2 separate regions of the Homo sapiens genome follow, and region 2 is linked to region 1. A link is an interaction called in ENCODE POLR2A ChIA-PET data of the cell type or tissue named here. Cell type or tissue: PC-9. All regions are shown on one strand. Links, peaks and the distances in the headings refer to the core of each region. The heading gives the core; the rest is flanking DNA.

Region 1 (4,050 bases), core at 51-4,050:
AAAAATAAAATAAAAGATGTAATCTTAGGCAAACTGATCTTAAATTATGCTAGTACACTTTTAAAAAATAATTGAATAAGTTTCAAAGGTTGTCTTCGGTCATTAATTCGTTTAGTATCTCAAATGTTAATTAGAATAATTGGTATCACTTTTTAGATTTTTTGAGTTACCTTCCTTAGGAAGTCTGTGCCATGTTATAATTTAATTTAGTTCTTCTATAGTATAATTGTTTACTAGTTTAAAACTGTACCCTAAGTGACCAAATAAGATATCTGGCAAACAAAGAATTTGAGAATGTTATTACGTAAATACTTTCGCTGACTTTTTCTTCTTTATAAAACTAGTTGTAGCCAGGCACTACACATAGTAGCTACAGGCACGGTTCGTGCCTTAATCCCAGCTACTCAGGAGGGTGAGGTGGGAGGACTGCTTGAGTCCAGGAGTTCAAGGCTGCAGTGAGCTATGATCATACCACTGCACGCCAGCCTCGGCAACAGAGCGAGATCCTATCTCTAAAAATAAAATAACAAAACAGACTATGTGTGGCTTAACTTCTATAAATATATGTCTTCCTTAAGAGTGTTAATATAAGCATGTGTTCAATACTATGGCCTATATATAGGATTTAATATTTTTCACCAGGTTGGCATTGTCAGTGCTGTGTTTGGGGTAAATATAATAGTTTTCTACTTTGTCTTACATGAGGTACAAACTAAAAGTATGTTATAAAGATTTGTCTATATAAGAAAACTAGGGTCAGGCATGGTGGCTCACGCCTGTAATCCCAACATTTTGGGAGGCCGAGGCGGGTGGATCACCTGAGGTCAGGAGTTCAAGACCAGCCCAGCCAACATGGTGAAACTCTGTCTCTACTAAAAATACAAAAATTAGCTGGGCGTGGTGGCAGGTACCTGTAATCCCAGCTGCTCGGGAGGCTGAGGCAGAAGAATCGCTTGAACCCGGGAGGTGGAGGTTGCAATGAGCCCAGATCATGCCATTGCACTCCAGCCTGGGCAACAAGAGTGAAACTCGGTCTCAAAAAAAAAAAAAAGAGAAGAAGAAGAAAGAAAACTAGGTGGAGTGTGGTGGCTTGCACCTATAATCCCAGCACTTTGGGAGGCCGAGGTGGGTGGATCTATTGAGGCTAGGAGTTCAAGATCAACCTGCCAACATGACGAAACCCCACCTCTACTAAAAATACAAAAAATTAGCACGGCGTGGTGTGTGTGCCTGTAATCCTAGCTACTTGGAAGGCTGAGGCAGGAATCGCTTGAACCTGGGGGGCAGAGGTTGCAGTGAGCCAAGATCTTGCCACTGCACTCCAGGCTGGGCGACACAGCACAACTCTATCTCAAAAAAAAAAAGAAAAAACAAAAGAAAACTAATATATCAAAATAATTTCTAGTTAGTTGGATTCACTCACTTATTCATTCAATGACTTATTGAATTATCATATATTACTAGTGCTTTTTAATACATACCTTCTACAATTTTTCAACTGAAAATTACTTCATTGATCAGGGCTCTTTAAACTGATCTCCATTTGCATTGTTTTACTAACTATAGTTATTATTCATGTATTAGCACTCTGAGCCTACTGTAATGATGTGTACCTTAATAAAGAACTGAATATTTGTAATGGCTGGCAGTGAATTTAGTAGTTCTTGAATTTAGAGCTCAAAATATGGGAGTAATTTGCTGCTTTATTTCCTTTGAGAGGTAATAGAGGAAAAACAGAATCTAATAACAATCACAGATTTTCGGGAAAGCACTGTAAAACCATATGATCAATTCTAGCTTCTTATGTAAACATGGAAAGATTGCCAGCTGAACACCTGTCATGCTCTAAGAAGTTGGGGAGAATTTGCATTTTTAGAACTGTGAGCAAAATGAGAACGACTGCTATGTTCATGCTTTGTGAATTTAGCTTTATTTCATTCACACAATTCATGGGAAAAAATGCATCTTTTAACTCGGTGTTTTTCAATTCAACTTTTAAAATACAGGAGTGGGCCAGACCCGGTGGCTCACACCTGTAATCTCATCACTTTGGGAGGCCGAGGCAGGTGGACCACAAGGTCAAGAGATAGACACCATCCTGGCCAACATGGTGAAACCCCATCTCCACTAAAAATACAAAAATTAGCTGGGCATGTTGGCACGTACCTGTAATCCCAGCTACTCGGGAGACTGAGGCAGGAGAATCGCTTGAACCTGGGAGATGGAGGTTACAGTAAGCCGAGATCGCGCCACTGCACTCCAGCCTGGCGACAGAGCAAGACTCCATCTCAAAAAAAAAAAAAAAAAAAAAAAAAAAAAAAAAAAAAAACCAGGATGTGTTACCAAGGAAAATTCATTTACAATGGTTAATTATGTGACAAACATGTCAAGTAATTCCATCTGGCTTTGTGTCACCATTTCCCCACCCTTTTTTCAGAAACCAAAACCAAGAAGAAGAACAAACATCAAAATGGACATGGAAATTAACAAATATATGATTCAATTTAATCTCCTAAGAGGTTTTTTAAAATTATTTTATTTTGAGACGGAGTCTTGCTCTGTCGCCAGGCTGGAGTGCAGTGGCAGGATCTCAGCTCACTGCAACCTCCATCTCCCAGGTTCAAGCGATTCTCCTGCTTCAGCCTCCCAAGTAGCTGGAACTACAGGCAAGCACCACCACACCCAGCTAATGTTTGTATTTTTGGTAGAGATGGGGTTTCACCATGTTGGCCAGGATGGTCTCGATCTCTTGACCTCATGATCCACCCGCCTTGGCCTCCCAAAGTGCTGGGATTACAGGTATTTTTTATTTTTTTTGAGACAGGGTCACCCTGTCACCCAGGCTGGAGTGTAGTGGCACAATCATGGCTCACTGCAGCCTCAACCTCCCAGGCTCAGGTGATCCTCCATGTCAGCCTCCCAAGTAGCTGGAACTATAGGCGTGCAACACCATGCCCAGCTAATTTTTGTATTTTTTGTAGAGACAGGGATTTGCCATGTTGGCCAGGCTGGTCTTCAACTCCTGGCCTCAAGTGATCCACCCGTCTCAACCTCCCAAACTGCTAGGATTACAGGTGTGAGCCACCGTGCCCCATCTCATCTGCTAAGTGGGTTTAAAGAAATTCAGTTTCATGTCAATTTTTAAAATGTATGGTTATCAAATTCGACTTCTTTTTAAAAATGCAATCAGATAACTGTATGCTTGTTTGATGAGGGGAGGAAAGTTAATATAGCCAATCTACTCAATATTTTTAGCAGAAATTATCAGAGACTAAGGAAATGTTTAAGTTTTTCTCATGTTGGTTTTAATTACCTAATGTTTTCAGTTTTCTCTTTCATTCTTGTGTCTTTTTTTCATTTTCAGTGTTTCAAATACAGTTTGTATTTAAAGATTTAGAAGTTCCAAAACTGTAAGCACAGTGGATTGTTTCCTGGGATGATGTTAAAATTATACAACAAAATATATGAAACTTTGTCAATTTGGTTATTGGCACATACAAAATATTTACAAATAAACGTGTGTGTGTGTGCGTGTACACACAATTCAATGAAATAGATGTGAAACAAGTTTTCTTTTTTTTTTTTTTGAGACAGAGTCTTGCTCTGTCGCCCAGGCTGGAGTGCAATGTCGCAGTCTCAGCTCACTGCAACCTCTGCCTCCCGGGTTCAAGCGATTCTCCTGCCTCAGCCTCCCGAGTAGCTGGGACTACAGGCACCTACCACCACTCCCAGCTAATTTTTGTGTTTTTAGTAGAGACAGGGTTTCACCATGTTAGCCAGGCTAGTCTCCAACTCCTGACCTCAGGTGATCTGCCCGCCTCAGCCTCCCAAAGTGCTGGGATTGCAGGCGTGAGCCACCTCACCTGGCTACAAGTTTTCAAAATACATTTATCTGTACCCATACATTCTCCAGTTTGTCCACAGGACATCTTATGACTTGAGCAAGCTGCTAAAAATCCAAGGGTGCAGCGTTTGTATGTCTATAGGATTGCTCAGATCTGCCCCCACCCTGAAAGAATTTAAGAGAATTTCTTGAGGCCAGGCACAGTG
Region 2 (4,422 bases), core at 165-4,164, 590 kb before region 1:
AATCTTGGGTCACTGCAACCTCTACCTCCTGGGTTCAAGCAATTCTCATAACTCAACCTCCTGAGTAGCTGGAACAACAAGTGTGTACCACCACGCCTGGATAATTTTTGTATTTTTGGTAGAGACAGGGTTTCACCATGTTGGCCAGGCTTGTCTCAAACTCCCGGCCTCAAGTGATCCACCCACCTTGTCCTCCCAGAGTTCTGGGATTACAGGCGTAAACCACCACACGTGGCCAGAGTGCTGTCTTTGTTACAACTTTTAACAATACATCACAAGCCTGTATTTCTTCTTTTTCAAAAAGTTGTTTAGGCCAGGCATGGTGGCTCATGCCTGTAATCCCAACACTTTGGGAGGCTGAGGTGGGAGGATCGCATGAGTCCAGGAGTTTGAGACCAGCCTAGGCAACACAGGGCAACCCCATCTCTACAAAAAAAGAAAAAGAAAAAAATAGCCAGGTGTGGTGGCTTGTGCCTGTAGTCCTAGCTACTCGGGAGGCTGAGGCAGGAGGATCACTTGAGCCCAGGACGTCAAGGCTGCAGTGAGCTATGATCATGCCACTGCACTCCAGCTTGGGTGACAAAGCAAGACCCCATCTCAAAAATAAAAGCATTTTTTAAAGTTGTCATAAACTTTTATGAGAACATGTGTATCTTACATAGACTGTCTTGTGGAATGTATAGCTACCCAGGCCAGGCCAGGCCAGGACACATCACGCTCATGACAGCTGGTGACGTAGGAGCTCAAGGACAGTGAGATAAGCCTGCAGGTGCTTGTTCTAAAACACCTTATCAGTGCTATAAAAATCAATGTAAAGTCCCTCAGTTACCAAAACTAAGTGGGTGAGCCAAGAGGACACTGTGATACTGGTTTTCCTGTTCTATACCTATACCACCCCGTCATGCTCCCAGCCACACTCACATCCCAGCCTGTTTATTCCTCAGCTCGCTCACCAGAGGTTCACATCTCTACCTTTGCTGCCTCAGACATTCAGAAAAAGAGCAGGAGGACCTTCCATCCCCACCTTGCATATGCTTTGTATAAATTTTTTCCTTTCTCCCTTCCCTTGGGGGCTGGGAGAGTGCTTGGAGTAGTGATGCTAAAAGTGAAGATAACTGGAAACTGGCTATGGGCAATTTTGTCTTAAGCACATCATTTCTGAATTTTTTGTTTTTTTGTTTGTTGTGAAACAGAGTCTCCCTCTGTCACCCAGGCTGGAGTGCAGTGTCGTGATCTTGGCTCACTGCAACCTCCGCCTCCTGGGTTCAAGCAATTATCCTGCCTCAGCCTCCCGAGTAGCTGGGATTACAGGCGCCCGCCACTATGCCGGGCTAATTTTTGTATTTTTAGTAGAGCTGGTGTTTCACCATATTGGCCAGGCTGGTCTCGAACTCCTGACCTGGTGATCGCCCACCTTGGCCTCCCAAAGTGCTAGGATTATAGGCGTGAGCCACCGCACCTGGCCTCTGAATTCTTACAATGTGTGTCAGGTGGGGTTGGCATTCAGGGCTAGAAAGAAGCATATGATCATTTTTTCAGAGAACATTGGTTTCTGCCCCCAAACACTGCTGGTCAGGGAGGCTTCCTGAGGAGCTGTCACATGGTCTCAGCTTTCATGTCAGGTAAAGAAGGGCAAGGGCTGTTCCAGACACAGTCTGGATGGAGTGAGCTGCTCTCTTTGCCTCATTGTCTTTTGACCTAATTGCTTCTTTCTGTATGACTGCTCTGTTTTCTTCTCTGCTTAACCACAGTTTTTGTTTCCTCATAATTTTAGTGTAAACACAGCCATTGTTGCCATGGCTCATCTCAACTACCACTTCCAGCTTTTGGCCCATGACTAACTACAGATTTTCTCAACAGTTCCCCATTTTGTAATTCCTAAATGGTCCAGTCCAATTTGCTCAACTTATTTCAGTTTTAGGTTTTTTTAAAATTTCAGATTATCAAAATTTTTTCAGGATACTAAGCAGCCCGTGGACAGGTCCTCTTGGACAAGTGCTCATTCATTCATTCCTCACTTGTTCACTGAGTTTCTTCTTAGACTTCACTATATATATGAGATACAATAGTATACAAGAGACATATGGCCCAGGTTGGAGACAGATAAGTTAACAAACAGTTAAAAGACCATGTTGGCCAGATGCGGTGGCTTATGCCTGTAATCCCAGCACTTTGGGAAGCCGAGGCAAGTGGATCACCTGAGGTCAGGAGTTCAAGATCAGCCTGAGCAACATGGTGAAACCCCTCTCTACTAAAAATACAAAAATTAGGCTGGGAGCAGTGGCTCACGCCTGCAATCTCAGCACTTTGGGAGGCTGAGGCAAGTAGATCACGAAGTCAGGAGTTCGAGACCATCCTGGCCAACATGGTGAAAACGCGTCTCTAGTAAAAATACAAAAATTAGCTGGGTGTGGTGGCGGGCGCCTGTAATCCCAGCTATTCGGGAGGCTGAGGCAGGAGAATTGCTTGAACCGGGAGGCGGAGGTTGCAGTGAACCGAGATTGCGCCATTGCACTACATCCTGGGCAACAGGGCAAGACTCCGTCTCAAAAACAAACAAACAAACAAACAAAAAAACAAATATTAGCTGAGTGTGGCGGTGGGCACCTATAATCCCAACTACTCGGGAGGCTGAGGCAGGAGAATTGCTTGAACCCAGGAGGCGGAGGTTACAGTGAGCCGAGATCATGCCACTTCACTCCAGCCTGGGCTAAAGAGCGAGACTCCATCGCAGGAAAAAAAAAAAAAAGGAATGCATTGAATTTGGTCTCCGTCAGCTAGAAGAGTGACAGGCACAAAAGCCAGAGTTCAGTAATTTAAGGAATGAAGAGTGAGAAGAACTGAAGATAGAAGGTGAGGACAACTCTGGCCAATTAAATACATGGAAATGGAGAGGTGGAAGGAGTTGAGGATGGTCGTGAGCTTCATAGCATGTCTGTCTAAGCCACAGGGCTAGGAGGTGGTGGTGGACGTTTGTGTTAGGAAAAGGCATGCCAGGCATTGTGGGGTCTGCTCCGTCTAGAGTGTTGTCAGTCAGGGAGGCCTGACTGGAGGAACTGAAGGCTGGAATCTGCAGGAGGGGACATGGAATTCTTCAAAGGCCTTTTCATCCCTGGTTCCCAGCACCCTGCTTGGCTAAAACTGGAATGGACAGGCCCTTAGCAAATATTTATTGGCTGGAAACTGAATGCCTGGTGAATAGATGGATGGGTGGATGAAATTGAATTAAATATTGTTCTGCTCTATAGTCCTTTTTGTTGAGTTACAGAATATTGTTTGTGGAAGGTGTTGTCTACTTTTCCTTGCACCACTGCAATGACTATTGTCTGTTATCAAGTGAGCATTATAGATAAGCTAATGGGGAAATCCAGCTTCCTTCAAAGACCCAATGATCAGAAATGAGGACAGAGAGGCAACGAGCCCAGGTCCTAAACAGGCTTGAGGGCTGCAAAGAGCCCTGCTGCTAGACCCCACAGGGAGGCTTCACGTGTTCCTACGTACAACCTTGACACACAGTACTTTAGTAAACATTCCATATGTTTGGGGTTGACCAATTTAAAGTATCTTACCTTTCAATATTTTCTTCTTAAGGCAAAATCAGATAGTGGACTTCCCCAACTAACTTCCCTCATTTTCCCTTGCTCTATGATGCCTCCACCACCCCTCTGCTGTCCCTGTACCTGCCCTATTTCAGGCCCTCCTATCATCAGTCTTTTCTTTTTAAGTTGTTTTTCTACTAATAAAGGAAATGCCTGCTCGTCCTCATCTTTTCTAGCTTCATCTCTCCTCCAATCCGCCCTCCCTGGCCCTGGTTCATCTTTAACACAAGTTCTAGGATGATGTTTCTTTTCTTTTCTTTTTTTTTTTTTTTTTTTGAGACAGATTCTCGCTCTGTCGCCAGGCTGGAGTGCAGTGGTGCGATCTCGGCTCACTGCAACCTCTGCCTCCTGGGTTCAAGCGATTCTCCTGCCTAAGCCTCCCGATTAGCTGGGGCTACAGGTGCCCACAACCACACCCAGCTAATTTTTATATTTTTAATAGAGACGGAGTTTCACCATGTGGGCCAAGATGGTTTCGATCTCTTGACCTCATGATCCACCTGCCTCGGCCTCCCAAAGTGCTGGGATTACAGGTGTGAGCCACTGCACCTGGCCAGGATGATGTTTCTGAAACACAGATCTGATGATGTTACTCCCTGCTTAAAACCCTTTGGTGGTTCTCTGTTGATTTTAGAATAAAGTCTCTCTCTCTCTCTCTCCTTCCTTCCTTCCTTCCTTCCTTCATTCATTCCTTCCTTCATTCCTTCCCTCCCTCCCTCCCTCCCTCCCTGCCTCCCTCCCTCCTTCCCTCCTTCCTTCCTTAATGGAGTCTCACTCTGTCACCCAGGCTGGACTGCAGTGGCACGATCTCAACTCACTGCAA

Evidence for each region. ChIA-PET counts read pairs that join two places held together with the same protein. Peaks named below come from ENCODE experiments on the same cell type or tissue, not always from the same donor. Only the 100,000 strongest peaks of a DNase experiment are listed, where the experiment ranks them.
Region 2: POLR2A ChIA-PET joins it to region 1 with 5 read pairs; 4 of 35 experiments call an interaction of 5 or more read pairs at or near these places.

Annotation. Positions count from the first base shown.
Region 1 is chr11:73,984,798-73,988,847 of GRCh38, reverse strand. No RefSeq gene overlaps it. Among named protein-coding and RNA genes, the nearest start is that of UCP2, 4.0 kb to the right of the region's middle. In PC-9, for the core only: no CTCF peak of the experiment used is centred there; no DNase peak of the experiment used is centred there.
Region 2 is chr11:74,578,666-74,583,087 of GRCh38, reverse strand. No RefSeq gene overlaps it. Among named protein-coding and RNA genes, the nearest start is that of POLD3, 12 kb to the left of the region's middle. RefSeq lists an enhancer at 1,519-1,568. In PC-9, for the core only: no CTCF peak of the experiment used is centred there; a DNase peak (open chromatin) is centred at 1,747; H3K27ac peaks cover 905 bases.